Regions from separate parts of the Homo sapiens genome. Here regions 1 and 2 are each linked to region 3. The links are chromatin contacts, found by Hi-C in ENCODE. All regions are on one chromosome and are shown on one strand. The core of a region is the stretch at or near the end of the contact, and the rest is flanking DNA. Distances in the headings are between cores, read along the strand shown. Region 1 holds the start of XRCC2 (X-ray repair cross complementing 2). Region 2 holds the start of ACTR3C (actin related protein 3C). Region 3 holds the start of RHEB (Ras homolog, mTORC1 binding).

The links. A loop is a pair of places that touch in the nucleus more often than their neighbours do. Pooled maps may share reads with other maps.
Region 1: a loop to region 3 is called in a map of naive thymus-derived CD4-positive, alpha-beta T cell, with 8 times the contacts of the local background. The contact joins the promoter of XRCC2 here to the promoter of RHEB in region 3. A Hi-C loop is called at or near these places in 1 of 168 maps with a recorded cell type or tissue (naive thymus-derived CD4-positive, alpha-beta T cell), 2 of 37 single-sample maps with no recorded cell type and 13 of 50 pooled maps.
Region 2: a pooled map shows a loop between it and region 3 (11-fold over the local background). The contact joins the promoter of ACTR3C here to the promoter of RHEB in region 3. A Hi-C loop is called at or near these places in 2 of 37 single-sample maps with no recorded cell type and 6 of 50 pooled maps.

The regions. Positions count from the first base shown.
Region 1 is chr7:152,673,664-152,677,580 of GRCh38, forward strand. XRCC2 (X-ray repair cross complementing 2) reads right to left here and starts at 2,478. Exons shown (of 3, transcript NM_005431.2): 1 at 2,378-2,478. The coding sequence starts at 2,416. RefSeq lists silencers at 1,865-1,954, 2,255-2,724 and an enhancer at 1,955-2,799.
Region 2 is chr7:150,322,113-150,326,118 of GRCh38, forward strand. It overlaps ACTR3C (actin related protein 3C), which reads right to left and starts at 1,433. Exons shown (of 8, transcript NM_001164458.2): 1 at 1,357-1,433. LRRC61 (leucine rich repeat containing 61) reads left to right here and starts at 1,243. Exons shown (of 3, transcript NM_001142928.2): 1 at 1,243-1,448; 2 at 3,729-3,898. RefSeq lists enhancers at 463-572, 623-682, 2,003-2,072 and a silencer at 1,293-1,612.
Region 3 is chr7:151,518,604-151,522,368 of GRCh38, forward strand. It overlaps RHEB (Ras homolog, mTORC1 binding), which reads right to left and starts at 1,292. Exons shown (of 8, transcript NM_005614.4): 1 at 857-1,292. The coding sequence starts at 908. RefSeq lists silencers at 503-612, 543-972, 683-802, 973-1,132, 1,303-1,652 and 1 more.

The DNA of each region.
Region 1 (3,917 bases), core at 1,228-3,727, 1.2 Mb after region 3:
AAGACCAGCCTGGCCAACATAGTGAAACCCGGTCTCTGCTAAAAAATAAAAATAAAAAATAAATTAGCCGGGCATGGTGGCGTGCACCTGTAGTCCCAGCTACTCGGGAGGCTGAGGCAGGAGAATTGCTGGAACCCGGGAGGCAGAGGTTACAGTGAGCCAAGATCGCGCCACTGCACTCCAGCCTGGGCGACAGAGTGAGACTCTTGTCTCAAAAAAAACCAAAAATTTAAAGTAGTTTATTTCAGTTTCTTGGGTTAGCTTATGGCTTCAGATATATTCCTCAACACAATCCCTCCAAGTAAATTCAAAGTAGATGAATGTGCAAAGAAGCTAGAGTTCAAACAAATTTGGCAGTGGCCACATAGTTCCCAAGACACTTAAAGGGAAAGAGACTGGCTTAACTGGTTTTGTTAATAAAAAGGAAAATAGAGCAGCGCCAATTGCCTAGCTTCCTATTCACCATTCCACCCCACTCCACTCCAGAGTAGTATGAGCTAGGCTTAGGATTGCCACACAGACAAGGCAGGCAAAGGATATGATGTTAAATTCTTTGTTCCATGACTTAACTGTGCTAGACTCTCATTTTTTGGATACAAGGCTTGTTCTGATTGCAAAAATCATCGGACCTTAACCTGGGTTTCAAATAATCATTTAAATATAAGGTTTTGGCCGGGCGCAGTGGCTCACACCTGTAATCCCAGCACTCTGGGAGGCTGAGGCGGATCACCTGAGGTCAGGAGTTCGAAACTAGCCTCGCCAACACGGCGAAACCCTGTCTCTACTAAAAATACAAAAGTTAGCTGGGTGTGGTGGCGTGTGCCTGTAATCCCAGCTACTTGGGAGGCTGAGGCAGGACAATCGCTTGAACCCGGGAGGCGGAAGTTGCAGTGAGCTGAGATGGCACCATTGCACTCCAGCCTGGGCAACAGAGCGAGAGTTCATCTCAAAAAAATATATATTTATATATAAAAAATATGTTTATATGTATTATATACTTTCTATATAATCTATATTATAAATATATTTTTAAATATATATTTATATAATATATTTTTAAATATATATTATATATAAATATATTTTTAAATATATATTATATATAAATATATTTTTAAATATATATATATCTATGGTTTATAACTGTAGCCGTTCTTATACTAAGCAGTGGTTCTACTCTTTAGGAACAGGGATTATCAAACTATGGCCAGCAGGCTAAATCCAAAAAACAAAGCTTTATTGGAACGCTGCCATGTGCCTTTATTTATCTATGACTGCCTTCCCATTAGAACAGCAGAGTTGAGTGGCTGTGACAGAAACGGCATGGCCTGCAAAGCCTAAATATTTACCACATGGCCCTCCACAAAAATGTTTGCTGACTCTTTTGAGATTGCTTCCTCTCTCATCTGCATAAAAGATCCTTCATACCCTGCCCACTGCTCAGCGCTTACTTCCCAACCTATTGTCCCTCACTCCCTTTGTTCCAATTTTACAGAAATACTTGCAGTTATCTAAATTAGCCATGCTCTTGCTTAATTCAGAATCCATGTACTCCCGACTGTCTCCGCTCTGAATGTCATCCTCTCCTTGCCAAACCATTTCAAATGGTCCTTGAAACTTCAGTCATCTCCTCCTGCATCTTCCATGATGCCCGCCCCTCTAATGGACAACAAACTTTTGTGCAATACTGTAATTCTTACAGCAGCCTCCCTTACTAGTTCTTTAATGGCAGAAGTTATGTCTTTTGTTGCTTACTCCTATCCCTTAACACGTAGTTGACACACAGTAAGTGCTGGACACTTGGTTCAATTCTTGAGGGGCATCCACCGGCTTGTGTGGCTCTGGAGCTACCTGGGCTGGAAACGAATACTAGGGGGTGGCGAGGGCCAGCTGCCCTAAGCAGAGACACGTGGGCTACAGGGAGGTGAGGCAACCTCCGCAAACACCACCTGTTCCAGAAAAGCTCCAAATGCTCCAACGGGCGACCCCTCCCCTTTTCTAGCTTTTCTTGCATAGCTTGACATTTCCAACGGTAGTTAATTTGTGAGGGGTTTTTAGACCATAACTCTTGGGAGGAGAGACCTCGTATGTTATATCGATCTGGGCAGGCAGCAAGTCTTCCAAAGAAAGACTTCCTCCACCTCCGCCCGGTCCTCCCACCTCGGAGGACTCCAGGCTGCCCAGGGGCGGACCCCTGGGGCCCAGGTGAGAGGTGGCAGAGGGTGCCAGCATCGCGGGCGTCTAGGCCGAGAGGCCGGTCCCAGCCCGGCCAGGCCGCGCCGCCCCAAGCCTCCCAATCCCCCGGGTTCCCTCGGCTCCCCTCGCCCACCGGCGGCCTTGTTCCCATCTCCCTCACTCCCAACCCGGCGGCTCTCACCTCGGTCCCAGACTCAGCCCTATGGAAGGCACTACACATCGCCCCGAAGGCTCGGCGCAGGAGAGACTCAACTTTCCCGCCACCAACGCCATTCACCAACTGCGCAGACTCTACGGCCAGTCAAACCCGCCCACCCGCGCGCGTGCGCACTGCGCCAGGCCGCGGCCGGGGAGGCGGGAGCATGCGCAATAGGGTGTGCGGGCCTCCCCGCCCCGCCCCCAGTTCCTGTGACGTCAGACTTCCGCGTCCCCCGCGGCGCTCTCCCGCGTCCCCTTGGAGATCGCTCCGGGGTGGCGGGGACAGCTGGTGCTTTTCTTGTCTGTTGTAAACTTTGGTTCGTTATTATTATATTAGGTAAAGCTGGTCTTATGTATTAATTTGTTTAACCATTAAAAATAATTGTATTGCACAAGCAGGCCCCTTTGTCCGTTCTCGGGTTAAAAGCCTCTGGCTGTGTGTGCGATTCATGGTTAATTCTGGAAAAAAAGAGAAAAGTATACTGTATTTAAAAGAATTTTTAAAATATACCGAGCCTGTGGATTTATCAAGTTGCTTTTTGAGGTAGGCAGGAGGATCACTGGAAGTCGGGAGTTCGAGACCAGCCTGGCCAAAATGGTGAAACCCCGTCTACAGTAAAAATACAAAAATTAGCCAGGTGTGGTGGCGCATGCCTGTAATCCCAGCTACTCAGGGAGGCTGAGGCAGGAGAATCGCTTGAACCAGGGAGGCAGAGGTTGCAGTGAGCCGAGATCGCGCCATCACACCTGAGCGGCAGAGCGAGACTCTGTCTCAAAAAAAAAAAAAGACAAAAATTTGGATATAGTAGCATTGGCCATTATTATCAAGATGACAAAATGTTTTCTGGAATGAAAAAGTTTCATGCAAAGATATACTTTTCACCCACCTAGTTTAGTTTTCAAAAACGCTAGGAAAGAGCATATACCAATGAAGTATTTCTCATGGGTAATATTAAAGTTGCTCATTTTGTAAATTGGAATGGTTTTGGTTCCAAGTCACAGAAAACCCAACTCTTACGTCCTGAAACAAATGGGCTTTACCGGGTGACATCACTAGAAGTCCAAAGGTAAGACAGGCTTCAAGGTTAGTTTAATTGAGAGGCTTGATGAGGCAAACAAGTACCTCATTTCTTTTTACCTCAGATTCATGTTTTCTACCTTGGCCTCTTCTCTACGTAGGGCTGCGGGCCCGTATCTGAAACATTAACAACCATCAGGAATGAGGTTGGTCTGGTTAGCTTAGGCCTGAATCGTGTGCCCCACTTACTTTTCTTTTTTTCTTTTTTTTTTTTTTTTTGGAGACGGAGTCTCATTGCACTCTCGCCCAGGCTGGAGTGCAGTGGTACCATCTCGGCTCACTGCAACCTCTGCCTCCCGGGTTCAAGTGATTCTTCTGCCTCAGCCTCCCAAGTATCTGGGACTACAGGCACGTGCCACCACGCCAGGCTAATTTTTGTATTTTTAGTAGAGATGGGGTTTCACCATATTGGCCAGGCTGATCTCGAACTCCTGACCTTGTGATC
Region 2 (4,006 bases), core at 183-2,682, 1.2 Mb before region 3:
AGGAGTGGCAGAGCACCAGAGTGGATGCAGGCCCAGATGTTCTCTGGGTTAGGTGTTAAGGACTTGTGGGAGTCATCAGGCAGCAGGCATTTGCCCCAGTGTCAGAGGTGTTTAAGCCAGAATTACTCCATCTTGAATAAGGGCTGGGTAAAATGAGGCTGCATTCATAGGAGGTTAGGCATTCTAAGTCACAGGATGAGACAGAAGGTTGGCACAAGATACAGGTCATACAGACCTTGCTGATAAAACAGGTTGCAGTAAAGAAGCTGGCTAAACGCCACCAAAACCAATATGGCAATGGGAGGGACCTCTGGTGGTCCTCACTGCTCATTATGCACTAATTATAATGCATTAGCATGCTAAAAGACACTCCCACCAGCAAGCACCATGACAGTTTACAGACGCCATGACACCATCATGAAATACTCTATATGGTCTAAAAAGGGGAGGAAGCCTCAGTTCCGGGAACTGCCCACCCCTTTCTCTGAAACTCATGAATAATTCAACCCTTGTTTAGCATATAATCAAGAAATAACCAAAAAATGGGTAACCAGTAGCCCTGGAGCTGCTCTGCCTATGGAGTAGCCATCCTTTTACTTCTTTGCTTTCTTAATAAACTTGTTTTCACTTTACTCTATGGGCTTGCCCTGAATTCTTTCTTGCATGAGATCCAAGAACCCTCTCTTAGGGCCTGGATCGGGACCCCTTTCTGATAACACCAGGAGACACCCTGGGTGGATTTCCTGAACCGACCGATAGATGAGCCTTCCACGCGGGAGACCTGGATCCTTATCGTCTTTGTGGCCCCTTCCATCTGCACGTGCGGACGAGGTCCGGGTCGCACTCGGGCGGTCAGCCTGGCACGCACAGCGCCGGCGTGCAGGGGGCCTTGGGTGCCACCGAGTCCGGGAGGAAATCTAGGCCGCCATCCGTCCGGAGACTGGCACCTGTGACCACCACCCAACATGTATTGAACAAGGGCTTGGAGGTCCTTTCTCTAAGGCCGCACCGATAAACGATTACCGACTGTTGACCTCACGGCCCCTTCGCTTCCGGCCGCACCGCCTCGCTGCCCACGCCTGCGCACTCAGGCACCGCAGGTAGGAGGAACGTACCAACTGCGAGGCGGGGGGTGCGCGCGAAGACCCCCGCAGGCTGCGCTTCCGGAAGTAACCCCTGGCGCATCCCGGAATCCAGAGCGCCCACTACGGCCTTTGGCCAGGCCCCCTGGGCGCGTTCCGGGAGCTCAGGCCTGCGGCGCTGGGAGAAGCACGCTGGCCAACAAGTTGGGTGGTGGGCACGCGGCCCAGGGGTCAGGGGCCGCCAGGCGGCGGGCGGCGGGGCTGCGGCTCTTACCTGCCGAGGAGGCGCCGGCTCTGCGGTGCGGAGTTGCGCCGGACTTCCCAGCTTGGCCAGTGGCTCCGCAGGCTGCCGGCTCCACCCCTCAGGTAAGCGGGGACTGGGCCGCCGAGGTTCAGGGAAGGGGGCGGCTGTCGGGGCCCGTGCCGGCCCCGGGGGGCCACCTGCTGGGCCAGCGGTGCCCTCGCGCCGAAACACACTGGGAGAGGCCAGAATCTTCCGGAACAGCCAGCCCTTACCCATCTCTCCCTCTGTGCCGAGAACTGCCCTGAAATACTGTGGTATTAATTAACTCGTTTAACACTAACAATCTCATGAGGCGGGTGCTGTTACTATTCCCGTAATGTAGACGAGGAAACCGAGGCGTGTGCTGGAGCAGGATCACGGCCGTGCTCAGAGACGGGCTCTGGATGCCATGCTCTGACTCCATTGTTAGCCCTAAGCTTCCAGAAAGTAGCAGAGTGCTGCCGTGTCGTTTGTAACAGATCTCACTTTGTGTCATTTTTTTTGCACAGTATGAAACCTAATGATGCATGATTATTATTTAAAACATCTTGCTTAGACTTTATAAGTAGTCAAATTTGCGTGTGGGACAAAACCCCAAAACATGCAATGGCTTGCTCTCCTCTTTTCCTTTCACACGTTCATCTCCTCCTATCCCTTTCTCTCACCACCTTTCAATCTTCTCACAGATGTTGTGGAGGAAGATGAGACTTGAGGGCCCAGCAGGTGCTTAAAATCCCCTGCCTGGTGGGGGTGGAGTAGACACTCTGTCCCCCTGCAGTGCTGGAGTTGAGAGCAGAGGGGCTGGAGAGGGACTGGGCGGAGTGAGAAAGGCCTGGCATAATCATGGAATGCCCAGGGTGGGGTTCTACTTCTCTTGCAGGCACAAGAGAAGTAGAAGAGTGGCCGCTTTCCTTCTGGGCACGCACTTGGGAAAAGGCTTGGTGAGAGCAGCGAGAAGAATAGGTCTAATTTCTTGAGCCAGTGTGCGGAGGTGCTTCCCAGCCCAGGCTAAGCCAGATCACTCAGCCAGCCGCTGGCTGCCTTTACAGATGTACGGCTCCCCGTGAGCAATCAACATGCCTGGCTCTCAGGCATAAGCTGCCTCACTTCCCTTCTGCACAGCACTCCAGGACTTGCCTGCTACCAGACCCATCCTACTTTCTCTGTCAGGAAAAATGAGAGTTCTTCCTGGTCTCTTGAGGCCAATCCCTTCCACCGCCTGTGCCCTGGATCCCTTTCTCCAGGAAGCTTCTCTTCCCTGTGTAGTTAGCCTCCCCGCTCTTCCCAGGTCACCTTCTCTCTGTTTAGGGACAGAGCCAAGCCTTTTCCCTCCCATCCCCACCTCCAGCATTCCCGGTTCCTGCTTCTCCCCCACTTCCTGCTGTACCGCCCACTGAAGGGACCTTTGACCCCGCTGACCACTGCTTTTGGAAAGTCTTTTCTTGGTTTCCCTAACTTCACTTTACTTTGGTTTTTCCTTGTCTCTCCCCTCTGCCTCTCAGTCACCTTTGAGATCTGCTCATCCTCTCACCTCCCTGTATTGTCAGCATTACCTGGGCAGCCCCCTCTGGTGTTTTCCTTCAGTTTCTCTAGAAACTTGCCTGAAGATTTGCCCCAAAATAGCCCACATGGACCTGTATGAGGAAAGAGGCTCACTGTGGAGGCGCTCTCCATCATTCCTCCTCTTCCACTTGAGGCTTAGGCATGGGCCACCTCCTGAACAGCTCTCCCCACAGTCTCCTCCATGCATTGTGCCATCACCCCGCCCTGCCGTCACCCCGGCCTGGCCCGCTTTCCCTTTTGCCTCCCAGGGATGTGCCTGCTTCCCATGTGGCCTGGCTAGGGCGCTTTCCTGACTGCTGCCCACATGATCGACTATGGGCAGGCGTGCAGCCCAAAAGGCCGTGCTTCAGCTTAGAAGCCCTTGGAATCTTGTCTTGTTGTGGTTGTAGGCCTCCAATGTGTTGTCAGCTGTGGTGATGTGTGTCACAAGTAACTTCTTTTTTTTGAGACAGGGTCTGGCTCTGTTGCTCAGGCTGGAATGCAGTGGTGCAATCACGGCTCACTGCAATCTCCACTTCCCTGCTCAAGCCATCTTCCTGCCTCAGACTGCCAAGAAGCTGGGACCACAGGCACAGGCCATCACAGCTGGCTGATTTTTTTGTATTTTTTTTGTAAAGACAAGGTTTCGCCATCTTGCCCAAGCTGGTCTCAACCCCCTGAGTTCAAAGCAGTCCACCCACCTTGGCTTCCCAAAGTGCTAGGATTACAGGCGTGAGCCACCACACCTGGCCACAAGTAACTTCTTAGTTATAAAGTACTGAAATTTATCAATGACTTTCTTTTTAAAATTTACGTTTTAGATTCATTTGGATTCAAGGTTGGCTCTCAACAGTGCCAGCTGCACTGTCATCCTAAAGTACTTCTGTGGAAGAGAACATGGTGGTGTCACTGTTGTACCAGTGATGACACAAAATCCCAGATCTACCTGACGGGCCTGCGAGGGTTGAAGATTGTGAAGCAATAGCCTAAGGTAAACAACACCTTGCAAGACGGGTCTAAGCTCTTCAGTGTAATAGACCCTGTTTCTCAGTAGGTCAGCCCGGGGGCCCCCCAGGGATCCCTCCCCGCCTCATAGCAC
Region 3 (3,765 bases), core at 42-2,541:
ACCCCGTCCGCCCCCCAACCCGACCCTAAGCCACCTTATTCAGCAATAAGGCGACTGCTAGGAACTGTTTCAAATGTATGTCAACCTTTTGGGGGAAGAAAAAGAAAACAAAAAGACTTTGGAATTACTTCAACAGCCTGGTTGCAAGTACCTGACCTTATTCCTTCCCGAACAAAAATAGGGCACCGAGAGATCAGACATTCCTTTTTCTCTGTCTTCCTACCCAGGCCGCCAGCAGCATCTCGAGGGCCTCCAGAGGGACCTCTTTTGGGGGATCGCCTAGGTTTCCTATGCAGAAAACTTGCGTTCAGTGCCCAAACGTCCTCTAAATCCCTAGTTTTCTTTACAAGGGTAAACTTCACCACAGATGGAATGAAGCCGAGGCGCTGCTTCCTTTGTTAAAATCCCACGGACTTTCTTTTCCTTACATCGGGGGCGGGGTGGGGGAGACCGCCAGCCCCGGTCACGCGCGCCCGCGGCGAAGGCGGGGAGGCAGGTGTGACTCCCTCGCGGCAGCCTCTAGCGCGGCTCCCCGGCGCCGCCTCACTTCCCCAGACGAGACCCGGACTCCTCGGCGGCCGACGGCCCCCGCCCCGCGCCTCCCACGCCCTCCGCCCGGCCGCCACCTGCCCGCCCGGCCCGCGGAGGGCGCCCAGCTACCGCGGCTCCTCCACCGGCGCGGACGCCGCCCCGACCGCCACCACCTCCGCTCAGAATGGTGGTTACGAAACGCGCGGCCCCCGCCCGCCCCGCCACATGGCCGCGCCGGCTCCAAACTTCGCAGGCCCGGCCGCGACCCGGCTCCCAGGCGAGGCCCCGGCGGCGCGAGGAGGCCGCGCGGCCACCGGCCACTCACCCACAGACCGGTAGCCCAGGATCGCGATCTTCCGGGACTTGGACTGCGGCATCTTGGCGGCCTCCTCAGCCCCGGCCCAACCACATCAACCGCGGCGGCGGTGGCTCCTGCTGCTGTGATCGGCGGCGGCCGCGCCGGGAGAGAGCGGCATACAGAGCAGGGGCGGCGGCGGGCGCGGCTGCCTCTCGCTCGCTAGCTCGCGCGCTCCCAACCGCCCGGAACCGACCGCGCGGCGGCGCCCCTCCCCCCCACAACACGCCCACGTGACCGGCCGGCGTCAGCACCGCCCCTCTTCGCGCCGTGGCCCGCCGCCTCCGCCCCCCGAAATACGCGGGGGGTGCGTCGGGGCGACGTTTTACTTTAAAGGCAAAAAAAGGGGACGCCGCGATGCCCCCAGAAAAGTCACGACTGAAACTCGCTGCGTCATGACCCTCCCACCTTCTTCCGCCGCTTTTTAATTACGCCATTCTCCCCGAGCGCCGATTGGACAGCTCCTGCACAGCCGCGCGATGACGTGTCGGAAACTCCATCTCCCATTGGGGGAAACAAGGAGGCGGGGAGGGGGGGGCGGGGCTGCCCGCCCGGGAGCTAAAAATACACCTCGCTGCTACCGCGCTGTTGGGCGCCGGCTAGGTTTGAAGGCTTCAAACTTCCAACCGGTTAGGGGCGGGCGGGAGAGGCGGAGAGACAAACGGTGGCTCCCTGGTGATTGGCCAGAACGGAGCGCAGGGCGGGGCAATAGGTGGGAGGTGCGGTGATTGGCGAAACGCTAAGCGGTTGGCGGGTTCGCGCCCGCTGAGCCCGTGAAGGGCGCGAGGCGCGTGGCCTGGGCGGGTGGGCTGGCTCCTCCCTCGGGGTTTTTTGAAAATTCTCCTTGAGCTGCGTTAGCGTTCGTGTCTGGGTTTGAGGATGTAGTGGTGACTAAGCGTCACCGACGGCCGAAGGACTGTGGGAAGCATGGAGTCTGCGTTAATTCAAAGTGTTAGGAATTTCATTAAAAACAGGGCGAGCCTCGTCAGTTCTGGTGTCCGCTTCGCTTCGCGCGGAGCTCGGCGCACCTCCTGGAACAGCGCCGGGGCGGGAAGCCGGTTCTCCGCCAGCACCGGGGCGGCTGGTGCGGCGGGCAGGCCCGAGCCGGGTGCCAGGAACGCCTCGGGCCGCGGTGTGGACGGGCGGAGACCGTGGTGTGGGCACAGCCTTCCCAGGGGTGCAGTGCAGAGGGGCGCGGGAAGGGAAGCCCGGCCGGGAACGCAGGTGCCGTTGAGGGACCAGCCTGCAGGCAGGCCCGGCGTGGTGGCTGCTGGAGGGCTTGGCACTTGCCGAGTTAGCAGAGACTCCGCCGCGCCGGGGAACCCGCCCCTATTCTGCCCAGGCTGTTTGGCAGTGGGGACCTGCAGAGGCCGGGCATGGCCCTTCGCCCTTTGCCAGTGATCGGTGGGGAGGAATGAAGCCAGGGGAAGCTGAGTGGCAGGCCTTGTATTCCAGCGTAGGAAGGTTTAGAGGTGACTGGAGTCGACTTGGAACACCCAACCCAAGAGCGACTCCCTCCAGCTTTCCCACGGAAGCACTCCGATGAGGGGCTGGGGTGTGCATTCTTGTCCTCGGGGATCTACAGATGGAAGCCCCAGGCAGCCAGCCAGAAGTGATCAATGTCTGGAAGTTCTATGTTTCCATGAAATGTTGAGGTTTACGCTATAGTTATTTTAAGTATTTTAAAATAAAGGTCTTAAAATGCACTCTCCTGTAAAATGTGTCGTTTTTATCCTGTGGATTCGGATACCCTCACCACGGTGTTTTTGAACAGATGCTACTAAATTCCTTGCATTATAAAATCAGTTTAGTTTTACCTTTTTTTAAAAAAAATAGAACAGAATAGAAAACTGCGTTATGCATAGTAAGGGTAAGTATGTGTCCTCATTAGTACAGTGGTGAGTTAAAAAAATGAGTAAGGGTAAGTTTGTGTAAGTGCACGTGTAGATATATATGTTTATAGATATGCTATATATGTATTATTGCATGTTGGGATTTACTGTAGTTTCTTTCTTTTTTTTTTTTGAGACGGAGTCTCTCTCTGTCGCCCAGGCTGGAGTGCAGTGGCGCAATCTCGGCTCACTGCAAGCTCCGCCTTCCGGGTTCGCGCCATTCTCCTGCCTCAGCCTCCCGAGTAGCTGGGACCACAGGCGCCCGCCACGACGCCTGGCTAATTTTTGTATTTTTAGTAGAGATAGGGTTTCACCATACTGGCCAGGATGGTCTCGACCTCTCGACCTCATGACCCGCCCGCCTCGGCCTCCCAAAGTGCTGGGATTACAGGCGTGAGCCACCGTGCCCGGCCTCATTGTAAAGTTTCTTACAGTGGGTTGCTTCAAAAAGTTTGAAAGCACTGCCCTAGCCTGAGAATATTGGTAATCCAGATGTGAAGCACAGTTGTAAAGGACAAATTCATTCAAAAAGTTTTCCAGGCTGGGCGCGGTGGTTCACACCTGTAATCCCAGCACTTTGGGAGGTCGAGGCAGGCGGATCACGAGGTCAGGAGTTCCAGACCAGCCTGGCCAACATGGTGAAACCCCGTCTTTACTAAAAATACAAAAATTAGCCAGGCGTGGTGGCACATGCCTGTAATCCTAGCTACTCAGGAGGCTGAGGCAGGAGAATTGCTTGAAACTGGAAGGCGAGGTTGCAGTGAACTCAGATAGCGCCACTGCACTCCAGCCTGGGCAAAACAGTGAGACTCTGTCTCAAAAAAAAAAAAAAAAAAGTTTTCCAGTTGCTGTCTTCAAGCCCTTTAATGTAGGATCCAAAGGTTTAGAAGATTCCTTTATTCTAGAGTGGGGAGAATTTGTTTGGTTTGAAAAGTGACTTAGCCAGCCTGGGGAACATGGAGAAAAGCTGTTTCTACAAAGAAATAC